Linked DNA regions of Homo sapiens: region 1 is linked to region 2. The links are chromatin loops, found by intact Hi-C in ENCODE. Cell type or tissue: CD14-positive monocyte. All regions are shown on one strand. Each heading gives the region's core, and the rest is flanking DNA. Links, peaks and the distances in the headings are about the cores only.

The links. Hi-C counts contacts between places; a loop is a spot of excess contacts. Peaks named below come from ENCODE experiments on the same cell type or tissue, not always from the same donor. Only the 100,000 strongest peaks of a DNase experiment are listed, where the experiment ranks them.
Region 1: it touches region 2 in a loop (7-fold over the local background); 4 of 110 quality-filtered maps call a loop at or near these places.

Annotation. Positions count from the first base shown.
Region 1 is chr1:182,871,146-182,881,061 of GRCh38, forward strand. DHX9 (DExH-box helicase 9) reads left to right here. Exons shown (of 28, transcript NM_001357.5): 15 at 1,192-1,348; 16 at 3,709-3,809; 17 at 4,905-5,118; 18 at 5,302-5,396; 19 at 5,685-5,758; 20 at 6,876-7,028; 21 at 8,105-8,265; 22 at 9,352-9,463. Among named protein-coding and RNA genes, the nearest start is that of DHX9-AS1, 37 kb to the left of the region's middle. In CD14-positive monocyte, for the core only: no CTCF peak of the experiment used is centred there; no DNase peak of the experiment used is centred there.
Region 2 is chr1:184,720,909-184,730,824 of GRCh38, forward strand. EDEM3 (ER degradation enhancing alpha-mannosidase like protein 3) reads right to left here. Exons shown (of 20, transcript NM_025191.4): 7 at 5,347-5,481; 8 at 2,843-2,948; 9 at 381-478. Among named protein-coding and RNA genes, the nearest start is that of EDEM3, 29 kb to the right of the region's middle. In CD14-positive monocyte, for the core only: no CTCF peak of the experiment used is centred there; no DNase peak of the experiment used is centred there; H3K27ac peaks cover 393 bases.

The DNA of each region.
Region 1 (9,916 bases), core at 668-8,667, 1.9 Mb before region 2:
TTCCAATATGTTAGTATAGGAATATATAAGCAACTTCTACAAATCAGTAAGATAAGTAAACAACTTAGTAGAAAAATGATCAAAAATACAGGCATTTTATAGAAGAGGAAACATTTGGCTAATAAACATGGAGATACTCAATCTCATTGGGACTAATAGGAAAGTATAGATCTAGATCACAACAAGACACTGCTTTATATCTGTTTATTTAATAAAAAGTGACACTAAAAATGTTGGAGAGTATGTGGATCAGCAGGATCCCTTATCCACTGCTTATGGGGATATATAAATAATGGTACCACTTAGAAAAATAGTTAAGCATTACCTTCCGAAGTTCAGCAGTTACATACCCTATAGCTTGGCAATTCCATACCCATGTTTAACCTACAGAAACTTGGATATGTTTAGCACTCCTGTTTAGACTTGAACAAGAATGCTCATAGTAGCAAATGTTCACATTAGTAAATCTTGAAAAGAAGCCAGATATGTGTAAGAGTAAGTGAATTAACTGATATATTCATACACTGGGACAGTAAACTGTCATCAGAAAGGATGAGTATAGTAATGTGTGGATGAATCTTAGCAATGCTGTTGTATATAAAAAAGGAAATCCCAAGACAACATAAAATATGCATTCCCATAAAGTAAGTAAAATTTAAAAATATAGTCGGCCGAGGCGGGTGGATCACTTGAGGCCAGGAGTTTGAGACCAGCCTGGCCAACATGGCTCGGCTCACTGCAGCCTCTCCTTCCTGGGTTCAAGTGATTATCCTGCCTCAGTCTCCTGAGTACCTGGGATTACAGGCATGTGCCACCACACTGGGCTAATTTTGTATTTTTAGTCGAGACAGGATTTCTCCATGTTGGTCAGGCTGGTCTCGAACTCCCGACCTCAGATTATCTGCCCGCCTTGACCTCCAAAAATACTGGGATTACAGGTGTGAGCCACTGGGCCTGGCCAATAGCACTCATTTCTAATCACAACTATTAGGCTACAACTGTTCTCAAAAATTGTTATTGTTATCTTAAAAATTGATAAAAGATCCATTGTGGTCCTTTATCTTGGCACTTCTGTGAGTCATCTAAGAAACTGAATTTAATTGATGTCTTATGGCTGTATAACTCTTTTAGGCATAGCTTGTTATATAAACTTAATGTAATTTCAAAAATTTTGTGTTTGTTTTTTAATAGACTGACTTCCTTTTGGTAGTACTGCGTGATGTTGTTCAGGCTTATCCTGAAGTTCGCATTGTTCTTATGTCTGCTACTATTGATACCAGCATGTTTTGTGAATATTTCTTCAATTGCCCCATCATTGAAGTTTATGGGAGGACTTACCCAGTTCAAGGTAATATTGTGGGGGTGGTATAGGAACATCTTTTGTGCAATAGGGTTTGTATTTTCTTAATCCTGGAGATTGGAGTTACAATTTAAAGAATACTTAAAATACAGGACAAATTATAGTATCAAATGTATCATAGCATTTTTGAGGAGTTTCTCTTCTGTTATTTTATACAGTAGTGAGTACAGTCTGAGAAGTGAGACCAGGTTTCATTTACTACTTGAGTAGTTTGCATATGCAGTAAGTTTCCAGGCCTTTACTTATAAAGCCAAACTTTTAAAAATTATAAAGTATAGTCAAAGGGAAATCACTGTGGTGTATAGGTAATTATGGGAATTACTGTTAAAAGTTTAAGCAGCCAGGATCAAATTAAGAATCCTTTTTAGAGCCTGAGCAACTAGATTTTGAATTAAGATTAAAGGAAGTGTATCAAGGTTATGTATTTCTGATAAGTGAGAGTTCTTTAGTATCTTTTTGTTTTTCTAAGACAAGGTCTCACTCTGTCACCCAGACTGGAGTGTAGTGGTGCACTCACTTGGCTCACTGCAACCTCTGGCTCCCAGGCTCAACCAGTCCTCCCATCTCAGCTTCCTGAGTACCTGGGACTACAGGCGCACAACACCACGCCTGGCTAATTTTTGTATATTTTGTAGAGACAAGGTCTCACCCTGTTGCCCAAGCTGCTCTCAAACTCATGGACTCAAGCAGTCAGCCTGCCTCAGCCTCCCAAAGTGCTGGGATTACAGTCTAGAGCCACTGCGCCCAGCCTTCTTTACTGTCTTTAGGAGTTGTTACCACAGTTTTCTAGGATAGTCATCTGGTAGCTGTGGGGGAAAAAAAAGAATTATGGTACATTCTAATTGAGGGCATGAAAATAAGAGAGAAACAGTGTAGACAGATACGAAGTGATGTTATGGCTATGCCAGCATGCTAAGCCAGTATAATTCACTGGGGTACAGGTTAATTCTGAAACTGCTGTACATGTGTACTGGAAATGCCATACAAGTAAATGGATGGCAAGTGGTGGGAGCTCAGTTTCTTACTACTAGGAAGAGAAGTTAAGGATAAGTGGGATTGCTAGAACAAACCGTATGTTACTGGATTATACTCAAAGAGATCAGTACGAACGTGTGTTTAGCTAAATGGAGGTACAAATGGATAGGTATAGAAATAATTATAGATAGGTGTGGATACATGTGTTAGTATACATATTTTTTTCTAGCTCTGTGCTGAGTGGGAGTAGAAGCAGTGACACCCAGTAGATAGGGATATGCCCCACATTCAGATTTTGTTTTTAATGCCATTCTCCAACTAAAGGAGCCAGATATTCCTGGAGAAATGGCTGCTTCTAGGATGAAACAATATACAAAAATGAGCCTGGAACATCTTGTCCCTTAAAGTAAGGAGGTGCCTAAAAGAAGCCCATAACGATGGGGATAAAGGGACACAGGAGCCAACCTGAAAGAGTTCCCAATGGCCAAAGCTGGAACAGTTTGAGGAAAAAAAATAACATGGTATTAGATTACCAAAATACAAAATATTTGTGTGTCTATACTGATATGTAAATAAGTGGTTTAATAAAAAGAATAGTGACAAGTGCCTCTTACAAAAGAATTTCAAATAATTTATGTAAATGGTCTCCCCATTTTTCAAACAAGTGGGCCTACACTACCTAACCCCTGAGTGGGCTGTGTTTAATAACTTCTGAAGACTACAGTGTGGGAAGAAGGGAAAATGAGTAACTTTACAGTGGAGAAATTTGGCAGGCACTACCACAGGTGATCAAGTTTTAACATCATGAGGAGTAAGTCATATTGATAGGATATGCCCTTAATATGATGTGATGAGACTGGCACTTTGGGAGTTTTTGGATATAGAGGGTGTTTTGATTATAAAGACATTCTGGGGCCATCTGAGAATCTTGGGCATAATTGATCAACAGATCTTCCAGTCCTTGCATTGAGATCCTTCTTCAGATTGACCAGAAGCCATTTTGTGTGTGCATACTGATAGAGGAAGGATGGACTGTGGTATATTGTATTGAAGTTACTTCTTTCCATGTATAACTCCCACACAATGGAAGTGTATAGATAAATGTTTGATTGAATGTTATACACAGAGGATACCCCAACTGGCTCTGGGAACATGTATAAAAGACACCTCACCCTCCTTCAAGGTCTAAGAGAGGGAAACACTGAGTTTGATTAGGAAAATAAGGTTATTGCTACTGGAACTTTTTGGCATTTGTGAAGAATCAGACTAGAGGGGTATTAAAGTAGTTTTGAACTATGAATTAGCAAATGAATTTAGGTCTGCTCCATTGTGAAAGTTGATAGTACTTAACCTGACTGGATTGTCCCTGGCAGAATATTTTCTGGAAGACTGCATTCAGATGACCCACTTTGTTCCTCCACCAAAAGACAAAAAGAAGAAGGATAAGGATGATGATGGTGGTGAGGATGATGATGTAAGTGAATTTCATGAAGAATTTCCATTATGGGCAAATTGTCAATGCAGAGAAAAAAATGAGTTAATGTAACATGCAATGTATTAGCATTACAGCAAACTTTCTTAAAAACTGACTGTAATGTCTGCCTTTGGATTAATTGATGTATTTTACTGCAAAAAAATTCCAGGTTCAGTGACAAGCTGTTTTCTATCACAAGTTAAATTATCTCTGGCGTAAAGATCAAAGGAAAAAGAAGAAAGAATGCGATGTTTAAAGGCCAGGCATGGTTAGGGACAATGCTGTTGTATAAGGTTTTGCTACTCAAAGTTTTTCAGTAGGCTGCAGCATCTGGGAAACTGGTAGAAAGACAGAATGCTGTGCCCCACCCTAGATCTACTGAGTCAGAATCTACAGTTTAACAAGATCCTCAGGTGATCTGTATATACAATAAAGTTTAAGAAACAGCAGCTATAGCTTTAGCTACAGGAGACCGGTGATGACATTATCAGGTGGACAGAGTATTAAATCAGGGAGCAATGAGGGATTTCCTAGGAGAAACAGGAAAGAAAAGACTTTGTAGTGCTTGAGAGTTGGACGACGATAGTATAGAAATGGATTATCTGGAAATACAGACTGAGACAGCCAGCAATGCAGAATTTGCTAGAAAACCTAAGATTATATCTTTTTAATCAAAAGATCTGAAGATGTAAATGAACAGCAGATTAGAAAATTTAGAAAAAGACCAATTGCAACAACTGTTTCTCAACTTGCTTTATCATTGATTCAAATGTAAACTTTTTGGAAAATACATTATTTCAATAATACAAAGAAATATACTCAGAAGGCTCCATGAGAGTTTTGAGTCAAATTTAAGTTTGTGTTTGAATTTTAGTCCTATCCTGTGAGAAATACTAATTAGTGGAAAAGTTCAGTATATTGATGTAAGCTCTACATTTTTGGAAATTAAATTTCTTCTGTATTCTATAGTGTGTGACTAGTCAACTAGAATAAATAATGACATTACAAGTAATTAGAGTCACTAGAAGAAATCTAGAAGACTTACCTCATGAGTAACTGAGACAATCCAAAAATATGTCTCCCTGTTTTTTACAGGCAAATTGCAACTTGATCTGTGGTGATGAATATGGTCCAGAAACAAGGTTGAGCATGTCTCAATTGAACGAAAAGGAAACTCCTTTTGAACTCATCGAGGCTCTACTTAAGTACATTGAAACCCTTAATGTTCCTGGAGCTGTGTTGGTTTTTTTGCCTGGCTGGAATCTGATTTATACTATGCAGAAGCATTTGGAAATGAATCCACATTTTGGTATGAGTCTTTGAATTCTCACATATTTGAGAGTGAAAATGAATGTTTTTGCTAGTGCCTTAGCCAGTATGTGAAAACAAAATTTTGTATTGTTTCTACTTTCGAATAAAAATATGTATAATGGAGAGCTGTTTGAAACCAGCTCCTGTTTTTAGTCCCTGATTGTTCTTTATTGTTATATAGGAAGCCATCGGTATCAGATTCTACCCCTGCATTCTCAGATTCCTCGAGAGGAACAGCGCAAAGTGTTTGATCCAGTACCAGTTGGAGTAACCAAGGTAAATATTAAACATTAGAGTGATGGGATTGGAAGTGACGTAGATACTAAACAAATGTTACAGGCTTTCAAAGAGCTACCCAAAAAATTGTAACCCATCTAAATTGAGGAAGAAAAAAGGAGTCTTCTCTTTCTGAGCTTAGTAGATTGTTGTTCATTAATCAGTTATTGGGTGATCTTTTTAGGACTTCTGTAATTTTCTTGTCATTTGTTACATACATAAGCAAATCAGTCCTTTTAAGTAACTAATAAGAATATTTTCTGGAGTGTAATTTTTCTTTCTTCACAGGTTATTTTGTCCACAAATATTGCTGAAACAAGCATTACCATAAACGATGTTGTTTATGTCATTGACTCCTGCAAGTAAGTTACTGGGAAACCTATTTGTCTGCTCCAGTGTTACTAACTGGAAACTTCTTACCAGTTAACAGAATCAAAAACACCTTATTTTTAAACTCCTGTGTTCTTAAATCTCCAAAATTATTGTGCATCTATATAGCATTATAGGTAATTGATAATTAAGAGTAATTATTGTTGATTACTGCAAATCAGTTACGGTAGAAAGTGACAAAGCTTGAAACTGTAACTGATGATTACTTCTCATTGCTCTTGGCTGCTGGTGTCTCACTTATTTCCCATTGGGTGTTTCCATTGATCACTGCCATACTATAGCATGCTGTTTGATGAATAAAGATGACCAGTGTTTAGCACATGACAAATATCCTACCTTGAAGGACACTCCTTTAAGGATTAAGGGTCTTCATTTTGGTATGAGATGAGCCTGGAAAAATATACCAGGAGACATTCTGTGTAGATACAGGAATTACATGGTAATTGATAAATTGAAAGGACAAAAAAGTTGAAACTTGGTTATATCTGGCCAACTTGTACCCCATGACTTCTCTTTATAATTCCTTAGTCTGTCCTGACAATGAAAACAATTTGCTGCCAACATCCATTTTAGGAAATGATGAATAGCATTCTGTGCCAATCCCAGTCATTTAGTGGCAGCTGTCTCTGTATGTAACATTGAAGGAATCTGAGGTTACTTGGGGGTTCAAATGGACCACACAGGCATCACTAGATACAGATATCCTAAAAGTTACACTAAACTTTGGAATAGAGATGACTTAAATAATTACTTTCTTTTGTGTATGTGCCATATTCCATTTAAATGCTTTGCATTTGTTAATTTATTTAATGTTTACCAAAAAAACTATAAGGTAGATAATGGCATGCAAAGTTTGGCCAAGGCAGTTCAGCTGATAAGTGGCAAGTGGATGTTACATTGCCTTTTAGTAGGTTGACAACTAGGAGTTTGCAGTCAGATTGCTGATTCTTACTTGTGCCATTCATGAATAGACATCACAAGTAGGTATGGCTTTAACTACATAGTGGAAAGCATTCACTACTTAGTGGATATATAATAGTTATTGATAATACACATGAGTCTTAGAATTAACCACTTTTTCCTATGTAGGCAGAAAGTGAAACTCTTCACTGCTCACAACAATATGACCAACTATGCTACCGTATGGGCATCAAAAACAAACCTTGAGCAACGGAAAGGGCGAGCTGGCCGAGTACGGCCTGGATTCTGCTTTCACCTGTGCAGCCGAGCTCGTTTTGAGAGGTAAGACCCATTCTTGACCTTTAGTAAGGGATTTTTGTTCTGTTCTCTGTAGGGACAGATGTGTGCAGTTATGTAAACCTGCCAATATAAGCTGATCTAAGTCTTGCCAGCCATGTTGGAATCAGGTGTAAATGTTTCGTAAGAATCTTCATCACAAATCATTTAGAGAATAAGCCAGATTTAGAAATATAGAGACCTAGATTTTAATATTATTTGTGCCTAATACATTGTATAACACTAAGTGGTTACTCCTTAGGCCTGCATTTCCCTCATTCTATAAAATATTAAGTTACTTAACCTCTCTTGTTTCCTCAGTTGTAAAAAGAATATAAATAATGCCTAACCCATAGGGTTGGTATAAGTATTAAATGATTTAATAATGTAAAATACTTTGAACAGTGTATGGCACATCATGATCTCCCAATAAGTGTTTGCTGTTGTTAATTTATACAGGTCAGATATCTCTTTTAAAACTGAAATGCTTGGGACCAGAAGTGGTTTTGGATTTTTTTTCTTGGTAATATTTGCATTGTATTTACCAGTCGGGCATCCCTAATCTGAAAATATGAAATCCAAAACGCTCTAATGAGCATTTCCTTTAAGTGTCATGTCAGAAGTCAAAAAGTTTTGGATTTTAAAGATACATCTATAAGAGCCTTTCTAGTGGCACTAAAATTACATGAACTAGGAAGGTGGGAGGTTGTAGAGAAATGTTAGTATGAGTTATCATCCTACAAAAAGTCTTGTTGTCGTTTTTAACCCATGTTTGTCAACAGGCAAGGCCTGAAGAGACCATGGGTGGAGCTAATAACATTCGCGATTTTGGATAATTTTTTCATTTTTCTTCTCAGCCTAAAAGGCTATCAAGCTGTGAGGATAAGTCAGAAACCACTATGCAACCAGATTAAATTTTGTCAACAGTGTGTATAGTGAACGATAAAAGGTCCGATGGTAATTGTAAAATAAAAGGATGAGGAAAAGGCAGCTCTGTATCCCTGATTACCTTGCTGCAAAAAGTTTATTAACATCTGTGTATACACAAGGAGGATGGTTATTTTATGCTTATTTTCTCTTAGACTTGAAACCCACATGACACCAGAGATGTTCCGAACACCATTGCATGAAATTGCTCTTAGCATAAAACTTCTGCGTCTAGGAGGAATTGGCCAATTTCTGGCCAAAGCAATTGAACCTCCCCCTTTGGATGCTGTGATTGAAGCAGAACACACTCTTAGAGGTACTTACAAATACAAACCTACTTGACGCAGATATTAATCATACCATCTGTCTTGTTCTGGCAGATAACACTTACAAATGAATCAAGATGATGAAGATGTAGTCAACAGGGCTGTGATAATAATAGTAAGGCCTCCAGTCTTACCTTAGATAGTTAGTATAGTCACTGTTCTAATGAGCAATGAGAAGGAAGAAAGGGACAATGTGAGTCTTTAAAAAAGAAAAGAAAACTTAAAAAGGCATCTCTTAACTATGTACTAAAGATCAGAACATAACTTACTCATGATACCCACAGTATTTCATATGAATCTCTTACAACTTTTTTTGTTTTTTTGAGACGGAATCTCGCTCCATTGCCCAGGCTGGAGTGCAGTGGCGTGATCTCAGCTCACTGCAACCCCCACCTCCCAGGTTCAAGCCATTCTTCTGCCTCAGCCTCCCGAGTAGCTGAGACTACAGGCATACACCACCACACCCGGCTAATTTTTATATTTTACTAAGACAGGGTTTCACCATGTTGGCCAGGCTCTTCTGAAACTCCCGACCTCAAGTGATCCACTCACCTCAGCCTCCCAAAGTGCTGGGATTACAGGCAGGAGCCACTGTGTCCAGCCTGGAACATTTATTTTTTCTTGCTAAACTTGTTAGAGGTACAGTGAAAATTAAGGGCATTGGAGCTAGATCTGAATTTGAATTTTGAATCTAGCATTTATCTACTATGTAACTTCAGAATTTTCTCTAGATTTTATTTTTTTTAAAACATTAACAGCTGGGTATCAGACTTCTTATGGCATGTAGAAACTTACGCTGCTATTATAGTTAATACTGTATTTATAGACTTCATATGAATTGTATTTGTTTTTATAACCTACAGGATTTAGTTGTAGTACCTTTATGTTGGGTGCTCCAGATTTTGATTTTGTTCTATTTTTGAGTACAGAGAATTGTTGGCCGTAGACATGGTATTAGCGATTGGCTTGACAAAAGAGGAACTCTAAACTGTCTTAACCTTAATTTAGAGTAATGTTTTGTCTGCCTAAAATTAGTGTTCATTTGTTTCTGCTCACAAAGAACTATCTCCCCACAGAGCTTGATGCATTAGATGCCAATGATGAGTTGACTCCTTTGGGACGAATCCTGGCTAAACTCCCCATTGAGCCTCGTTTTGGCAAAATGATGATAATGGGGTGTATTTTCTAGTAAGTGCTTTGTTTTATTTCTCTTCGTTAAGTGGCAGAATAATTTCAGAATCTTCTCCTCCCTGTAAAAGCAGTATTGGCTCAGATAGACAAAAAAAAAATCCTAAATGTTCTTCAGGGAAGTAACATACCTAGATATTGAGAGCAGTGTAACACTAAAAAAATGAACAGTTCCAGTAGGTGGATATCTGGGCCCAATATGGGGAAAAGGGCACTGATTTCTCAAAAGTTAAAAGCAAGCAGGCCAGGCAATGTGGCTCACACCTTGAATCCTAGCACTTTGGGAGGCCAGGGTGGGAGGGTCCCTTGTTATTAATAGTTGGTCTTGAAAGAGCGGTGTCAGGAAAAGAGGTTTATTTTATCAGAAAATGTTGAAGATTAAGAGATTTGGTATGATGGGGAAGAGAGAATATAAAAGGAAAAATATACTTGGTCATAATTTATGATAAATAT
Region 2 (9,916 bases), core at 1,062-9,061:
TGTAATCAAAGACTAAGCCAAACTTCCAAGATTTCAAAAAGAATTGAAATACAAAGGAAAAAGCTAACTAGTAACATATTTCAATAATTCTTATCCTTGTACAAACAAGATTAGGTAAAACTCAAATCTATTACATCTCTTATTGGCAGATCTGCAAAGTTTCTGATAAAAGGTGAAAATAAAACTACTTTATCAACTGATTTTTTGGAATGTATATCACTTTTTACGCTGTCCCTGTTCAACATCATCAGGAAATACTGACACAAAACCACTACACATTTTAAAAATTATTTTTACAATGTCATTCAGGTAATGGAGTTTCTATAAAAATCTGGACTCAAATGAAGTTGATTATAAAATATAAAATTGTATCAACTTACTGTGTTAAATCTTTCCAGAAAACTGTCATCTCCAAGCAAGACATAGGCTTTCAACAGATATTCATAATATGAATCAATCCCTGCTCCAACTCCACTATCTATGGAAACACAAATGTGATTTTTCATTAAATTTTTTTAAAACCGTTAAATTTTTTTAAAAAAATAGCACTCCTTAGATTAGCATTAAATTAACATTGTGCATATATATGACTACACCAGTTTAGATTTGCCCTGGAACAGATAATTATATTTAAAATAAATAATTTGCTAACTAGTTCATAGTTTAATTAGCTCTTAGTTTCACTAGGTGGAAAATAAGCATCTTGTGTTCTTTAAGAAATTGGTATGTATAAATGAATAGTAAATTCACTTAAATCTTGAGGAAATCTAAAGATGAAGTCTCTTGTTTTGCTTTTTCCTAAAAAGGAAAAAAGAACCAAAGTCAAGAAAAATTAAAGAACAATAATAATATCTACTCTTAAAAAGAAGAAATGTTATCTAACACAAAAATGAAACCTATAGATTCAAAAAAACACCTATTTTACTGTCTTAACCAGTAAAAAAAAAATGATAGGCAGGTGGAGTCTAGACCACTTAGAACTGAACCAACTCTAGACAAAAATGAAGATGGTACAATGCTATGACTGCAAGGAAATGATTTTAAAAATTTCACAGTTTTCATGTTTGTAGCAATATGTTGATGCACAAAATATCAAAAATACAAGTCTGGATTTTTCCTCTTAGGTTTATAATACACTATCAAACTTCTATTTAATGCATTTGTATTTGCATTATAAATGCATTAAGCCTTCTCTGTTTATGTGTATGCTATACAAGCACATACATGCTGGTACGTTACCATGAAAATAATAGTTCTCATCTCAAACTAGTGACTCGTCTTTTTACCCATATTTATATACATTTCATTTCTATTGTAAGACACAACATTTTTCTAGTGGTACATTTAAATCAACATATTATGTTATTTTAAATCTTCATTTTTAAATGAGTCTTTTTAGTGTTATGACATAATGGATTTAATTTAACAGCTGAAGTATGATATGGTAACCACACTGTACTATTTAATTCACAGATGTAGGAAAATATTTGATTTTTAAACTATAACCAAGATGAGACCAGACAGTTATAAGCAGTGAAATACTAGAAAACAGTGAATGAATACACAAGATGACTTTTCATCAGTGGCCATTCAATATTTTGCTTTTAGGAACTTGGAAGAAATTGTCTTGAGTTTCAAATGTTCTGGTAAATCTAGTCATTTCTTAGCTTCCTCAGTATCACCCTGAATTACTGAAATAACTGACTGTGAAGAGTCAAAAGTTCTTTTCTGTCATTTAGATGACACAGAAAAATTTTATACAATACTGAATAAAGGTAATAATTTTAATATGTTTGAATTAATAATTTTATAATTTTTATTTATTTAAATATAGGCAGTTACCATTTATTTTACATATAAACAAGATAAGCTTTTTAGAAATAGAGAAAATGTATAAAAAAGATGCTTTCATTAAGAATATTCTAATTTATTTCCATTCATCTATGCTTATCAGGGTGTTTTATAAAGATAAAATCACAGTTCTTTGTACAATTCAATATCCTGTTTGTTCATATAACATTGTTACATGTTCCTTCCCATGCTCCTGATTTATTTTAATAACAATATTCCAACGCTGATGTAAAATAATTTTCTTAGCTTTTTTTACTGATGGTTAGACTGTTTCCCAATTTTCTGCTATTTATAAATAATTGCATGGGAACATCTTGGGAACAAATAATTTTCTATGTTTTGTATTATTCCTCAGACTAGATTCCCAGAAGTAAAATTATTAATCAAAAGGACTAACATCTCGTTACTGGGCACTTACTTCATAGTAAGTGTAGTACATGCCCGGCACTGTTCTAAGCACTTTACTTTGGTTAACTCATTTAATCCTCATACAGAACAACTAATTACTATTAATATGCCCACTTTACAGATATGGAATAGAGAGGCACACAGAGGTTAAATAAGTTTCCCAAGATCACATAGCTTGAATCCAACAACATGACCCCAGAGTCTATGCTCTTAGCTACTATATTTCTGGAGGTAGGAGAAAAAAAGAATTTATTAAACCCATATTCTTACTAAACCACACCTTGACGTGAGATGGCTGCAGAAATCTGGTTCTCTAGTTTTCAAATAAATTATAGCGTTTCATCTACACCCTATACCTATAATGCTATATCCATTAAGAAATAGAATACTAAATCATGTAGAAGAAGTGTGTCACATTTGGCATCAAAAAAGAAAATCTGGCTAAATTAATTAAAATTCCAGCAATCTTGTGAGAACCTATGCTTTATAGTATCCCAAAGATTATTTTAACAAATGAAAATTCTTTATTTCCCAACCATTTTGAGGATGCAAAGGCTTGATTTAAAAAGCCTAACTTACATACCTTTTCGTACCCAATCTCCAGTATGAATATTTATAGTCACGCCCACTAAATTACTACTTCGCTGTCTTTTTTCCCAGAGAAAATCAAGAGCTTTTCTGGCATATTCCTGTAATTTAAAAAAAAAAAAAAAAAAAAGAAGTGCATATTTGAAGAACTAAGTCTCTTTGGCAAATAGGAAACTAACAAACAAAACTCAAAGGCCGATAGGATATTTTAAGAATTAGGTTAAATTTCTAAGATAACTATTTATAAACAAATTTCCTTAAAACTCAAAGCTTGGCTCTTTTTCAACCAATCAGTGTAGTTAGGAAAGACTCTGAATACACTATTCAGAGGAAGGCTCACTTTGATGGCTCACTTTCATCTACTCTTTTTGTTTTTTCTTCATTTCATCTACTCTTGTAGCACAAGTTCATATTCACACACATGTATTATTAAATTATATTAATTGCTTACATAATTGATATACTTGTTAAAGTAATTTCTACCACTTAAAGGCAAAGTAAAAATCTCCCTAGATACTCTTATTTAGAAAACTGGAAGAGAATTTCAAAGGTAGTATGCTATCTTTGAAAGTCATTTCAGATCCTACTTTTTAAATGGTAAGCAAGTTCATTAGTAAAAAGCTATTAAATCAATTAGGCTACCAAATATTTGATAACAACAAACTTGTAACCTTATGACATGTTTGTCTTTTTCTCATTTATTTTATCTACTAGACACTAAATAAAATGAGTTGTGAACAAATTTTTGGCTTTGGATGAAAAGATGTTACAAAATATAAATGCAAAGGGCAAGTACAGGCAGGTTTCTAAATTAATTTCAGAGCATGAACCTATTTAGCACTGCAGAAGGACTTCTATAAAAGAAAAAGTCATTAAACCCATTTGTCACTTGGCAGATTACAGAGTGTAAAATAGTTATAATTCTTTACTCAAACTATGCTGATTTCTCTTAAACACAAAGCAGGTTATAATTTTAATTAAATGGCAGAATTTCAGAGCCAGGAAACTTCAAAAAGATTTCCCTAGTCTTATTTTACAGCTAAGAAAACAGGCCTAGTGAAATTCAAGATTAGCTAGAGTTTAAAATTGAATTACAGGACAAAAAAATAATATGAGAATTCAGATCTCTTTATATATATTAGACCAAGGGTCAGCAAACCTTTTCGGACAAGAACCAGGTATTTTAAGCGCTATGGGTCACACAGTAAATGGCACAATTACTCAACTCTGTCACTGTAGCACCAAAGTAGGCACAGATAAAAACAAACAATTGAGCATGGCTGTGTTCCAATAAAGCTTTATTTATAAAAACAGGCAGTGGCTGCACTTTGCTCACAGACTGCAGTTTGCCAACCCTGTATTATATCAATGCTTTGTCAACTGCATCTTCTCTGACAACAAATTACTGCGTATTCAAGAATTTTTTTTTTTAAATCATGACTTTCAACAGATTTATTAATAAACACAAAATAGCCCACTGGAAAGAGTATGGGTTTCAAATTCAGAAAGACATGGATTCTAATTCCAACTCCATGCATCATCTACCAGCTGTGCAGGTCTGTCATACTCTTTGAGCCTTATTTTCCTCACCTGTAACTGCATCAATATCTGAGAGTGTAGTTATTAAAGTATGCAAAAGTGTCCACACTTTTTAATGAAGGGAAAATATTAGTGAACAAGATATAGAGCAAAACCTTAAGTTTAAAAGATTAACCAACCAAACATGATAAATCTGTCCTTGAGACATTTGAACATACAGACATACATTCAAAGGCATACATACATACAAAGTCAATTTGTTTTCTTTACATTCAGATCTAGTATCTGTAATGCTACTATACAGTCCCTATTTCTGCTTGTTCTGTTTGCCATTTGTTGAATTTTTAAACATTAACCTAAGTCATATGCTTGAAAAAGAGGGTGCTTTGTGTTACCACTGCACTCCAATGACATGCTTAAATAATTAGATTTTTTTAATGAGAGACATAGCTAGCCCACAACTATGTGGGGATATTAAGTCTTTTGGATAATGAATAACATTTCCCTTGCAGTAAACAAATTTACAGATTACAGTCTCAATCAAGACTTAAGAACAAAAATTTCACTGTGTTTTAGAAGATTAGTGAAGGTTTCAGAACTTTCAGAAGTGCAATATGGAAGTCTAACAAATAAAACACAGGGACATAGTATTTCGTAAGACATTTATGATATCAAGGAGACATCAAATTCATTTAAGTAATATGGCTAAAAAAATTTCTAAGACTAAACCTAAACATATACTTCATAGTTGGTGAACAAAATGCAAAGTTGGATTTAACATAGCTCTCTCACAATGTTCTAGGTTTTTGACAATTAAAAACCATGTAAAGGAATTTAGACAAAAAGTTCACTAAAATAACAGTAATTCTCCAACTAATAATCCTAATATTTAACCAATGAAGAAGATATAAAGGTAGTTATGCCCAATACCCAGGATATCAAAGACCGTAAAAAGCAAACCTCAAATATTGTTGCTCCTGTGAATCGACTTAAAGCAGCAAATTCAAGGATCAAGGTACCTGCACAAGCTGTACAGGTATCTGTCTCAGTTCCTGTCCGAGCTTCTGGTTTTCTGATGCCAAACTTTAAATTAATCTGAATACAATTAGAAAATTGTCATTAGCAGTTATCAAGACAATGACCTTCTGATAAGAAACTACTTTTCAATCAAGTCTTTGTATAAAATCATGAAAATAATTCATAAAATAACTAAACACTGAAATTCAATCTGATGATCTCTGACTTTCCAATTAGCATGTAGGGAAATATATTCTAAGCATATAATATTCATGAAGTAAGTAAGCTTTTATTTCATTCCATCCTCATTGACATCAAAACTCAATTACTTCCCTTGGAGTAAACAAGTGACATGATTATAATCCAAGGGAAATTACACAGAGAAGGTATCTTTTATAACAATTTTGTTCTCTGGACAGTTTGAACTAGTAAGTACAAGAATAGGGAAGTAGACCAGCCTTAGAAGAAATTAGGGTTAGTTTAGAATTTGTGAAAAACCAGTCTATATTATATATTAACTAGTTCACCATAGAGAAAAAACGGATTGTTATGGTATACATTTGAAAGGAAATTAAAATTTCATTTACGGGTTTTAAGAGTTTGGAAATATAGAGTGTATCACCTTGCTGGCAGGCTAACAACACAAGGGAAATTTTTTCAAAGGTGTATTTCTTTATTAAGTGGAAGACAACCAAATAGGCCACGAGCGGTAGCTCATGCCTGTAATCCCAGCACTTTGTGAGGCCAAGGCGAGTGGATCACTTGAGGCCAGAAGTTTGAGACCAGCCTCACCAACATGGCGTAACCCCATCTCTACTAAAAATACAAAAATCAGCCAGGCATGGTTGCGTGTGCCTGTAATCCCAGCTACCTGGGAGGCTGAGGCACGAATCTCTTGAACTTGGGAGGTGGAGGTTGCAGTGAGCTGAGATAGCGCCACAGCACTCCAGCCTGTGTGACAGAGCAAGACCTTTACTATTACAATATGAATCTGGATTAACTAGACTCAAACTGAGCAGACACTGATTAAAATTAGAATATTTTTCAGCAATCCAAATAACCAACAAAAAAGGAGGTATATGCCAAGGATTCAGCCAACAAATAAACAAAAAAAATCAAACATAAAACACATAAAACATCACGGGTATACTCTTGGTTCAGTTATTATTCAAACTCTATATAAAGAGAAGCTCAAAAAATTTATATTTCAACTTATCTGCAGATATCAATTGCTAGGTATACCTAGTGCCTTAACAGTGTCCAATCAACAGATTCCAGGCATTTCTAAACAAACACCCCCTCAACAACAACAAAAAAACAACAAATGTAAAACGTAGGTGAGAGATGGGGATTTGATCACTGTTAATGTTGTTCTCAGTACTGCCATTTATCTTACTTTGTAAAGTGCCACTTGAGACATTTTCATGTGCTATTAGTCTAGCAGTACCCCTCCATCCCCTCCCAAACTTATAATTATCTCTACCATTTGTACTTTTGTAGGATTAGCTAGTTTTAGGTAGTTCTGCACCACAAACAAGAATGAAAAGTATCTCCTGCCCCCTTATGCTGCCTGTATCCCTATCTACAGAACTAAAATTGAAAATTGATACTAAGAATAATTAACCTAAAATGAAGCAATCCTTAATAATAAAATAAAGATGTAATCACATGAATTACACTAAGGTAAAGTATAATTTTACAAATATTTGCAATAAGAATCAACAGTGAAAAATATTTTCTGGTCAGTTCCATTAATTACTACAATCAACTAATCAATATTTATTGCTTACTTACCTACCATGTGGGGGATATTATGATAATATACAAAGGAATAGATCCTTGTCCTCAAGGAGCTTAAAATCCAGACAGAGCAAATAAGACAGATATATAAATAGAGAAAATAACTGACAATGAAAAGTCATAAATTAAGTGCCAAACAAATGGAAGCCACAAGTGCTAAAATGTGAATTTCAGAAAAGGAAATAACACTGAATTGGGAGTAGTTGAGAGCTAAGAATGACAAAGTCTAAGAGTAGTCATAAGAAAGCAAAAGCAAAATAGAAAAGAATAAACATCTCTGTATTCCACTTTCAGTATCTTTTCCCTTAAAATGGAAATACTTTGAATCATGAGCGTTTTAGTACAATAATACTTAAGATGTTTGTATATTGAACTGTACCCCAAGATGACTGCTATAAAATTTGTAAAAGGACTATTTATTAACACAATTATCTATAGTATCTGCTCATTTAAATCTTGTATCCTTCCTGAAGATAAGTGGTATTAAACAACTTTTTTTTTTTTTTAATTTTTTGTGGGGATGGAGTCTCACTCTGTCACTAGGCTGGAGTGCAGTGGCACGATCTTGGCTCACCGCAACCTCCACCTCCCGGGTTCAAGCAATTATCCTGCCTCAGCCTCCCAAGCAGCTGGAATTACAGGCACACACCACTACATCCAGCTAATTTTTGTATGTTTAGTAGAGATGGGGTTTCACCATGTTGGTGAAGATGGTCTCGATCTCTTGACCTCGTGATCCGCCCGACTTGGCCTCCCAAAGTGCTGGGATTTCAAGTGTGAGCCACTGCGCCCAGCCAGTATTAAAGAACTTTTAAATGCAGAACCAAGATGCATTTCAGCATCCAAGAGGCACTACCATTTCCACAAATCAGGGAAGAAGGGTTCAGTGCTTTTTTTGCTTACGGGATCCTCTGGTGGATCTAGGGGCTGGTAGATAGGTTCTTGTCCTCCTGACTAGGACTCAAATGACTGGGTTTAGAGATGGCACTGGTAGCAGTATATATTACTGCAGAAATTAGTAATAAGGAGCTTATTGTCCTGCTTTCTTGAGAGGTTTAAGAAAAAAAGAGATGAAAGTAGGAATAAAATAAAGCATGAGGCAATCTAGAATCTGGTTCCTCCTAATTCTGTGTTCCTGAGAGTCACAAGGCAATTTTAAAAAGGACACTTTTTTATTGCAAAGTAAAGGCATAAATTACCTACACTAAACTTGTTTACACTGTCTTTTTGCTACACTAGAAAATCCTTAAAATATGTATAAATCATAATAGAATTCTTATTAACCTTATATTTTATGGATATAATCATCTACTCAACGTTTGTAATGAGGTCTTATCTGAAAAGCTGGCAAGTTGCTTTTAATTAACTTTGAGGAAATGGCATTACAAAGTACGTACTAGCTCTAAAGTTTATATATGAGTTTAAAAAATGACCAACTCTTACAATACCATTTCTGTACAGTACATTCTTCTGAGTTAAAACCATTAATGCAAATACTATCAATTACATATGCTTATCTAAGAGAGACTGATTACACAAATTTTCATGGGCAAAAGCATACTAAGCATGTATAAGAAAGGATGGGACAGCAGTTATTTTTCTTCTATTGTCCTATTATAAAAAATCATTTTTAAAATTTTCTTGACACTTCAGAGTATAAGAAAATAATATAAGTTTCTCTGTTTTACCATAACGCTCATAGTATCTTCTGTTTTAATTCCTTGCCTGCTTCTCATGTTACGGCAAAAGTAAAGAAATGCTAGATTCCTCAAAATCTAACACCTCCATTTATAACAAAAACTAAAAGTATTTACTAAAAGTAAACTGAATTAAGTAAATGTTTATATATTGTTTAAAAAACTTTGCTTTTAATTTAATATGCTAAGAAAAAAATGATCAACAAATTTAACTGTACTAATAAGCAAAGAAATCCATATTAAAATATAATTCAATTTTTCCTCATTAAGTTGGCAAAATAATAATATACAGTAACGGTTAAATGACACATGTACTTTTACACAACACTGAGAAGTAAAAAAGAATCTTTCTGAAAAGCAATTGGGCAACAAGTACCTGATATCTTAAAAAGCATTCCCTACTCAGTGACTTATTACTTCCTCTTCGAGTAATTTATCCTAAGCAAGAAACTAAAAATGTATAAAAAGATGTGTATCAGAATGTCCACAGAGGCCGGGCATGATGGCTCACATCTGTGAGTCCAGTACTTCAGAAGGCCAAGGTGGGAGGATCTCTTAAGCCCAGGAGTCTGAGACTAGCCTGGGCAACATAGTGAGAACTCCATCTCTACAAAAATTTTTTTTAAAAATCAGCCGAGCATGGTGGCACGTGCCTGTAGTCTCAGCTACTCAGGAGGCTGAGGTGGGAGGATCACTTGAGCCCAGGAGTTGGAGGCTGCAGTGAGCAATGATCACACTACTGAACTCCAGCCTGGGTGATAGAGGGAGACTATCTCAAAACAAACAAACAAACAAAAAGAATGTTTACCAGAGAGCTATTTAAAATATCAACTAGAAATTTAAACAAGAAGAGATTTCATTCTAGTCTGTTTAATTTTTAAAAAGTGCTAGTCACAACTCACTAAATTGATAGGTAAAGCATTGCCCTATATCATGCTATATCTCCAGTCAAGGATGACTTCTTGATGGAGGAAATGAGCCTTATTTGATTTGACTTATATTTGTAGAGAAGTTAT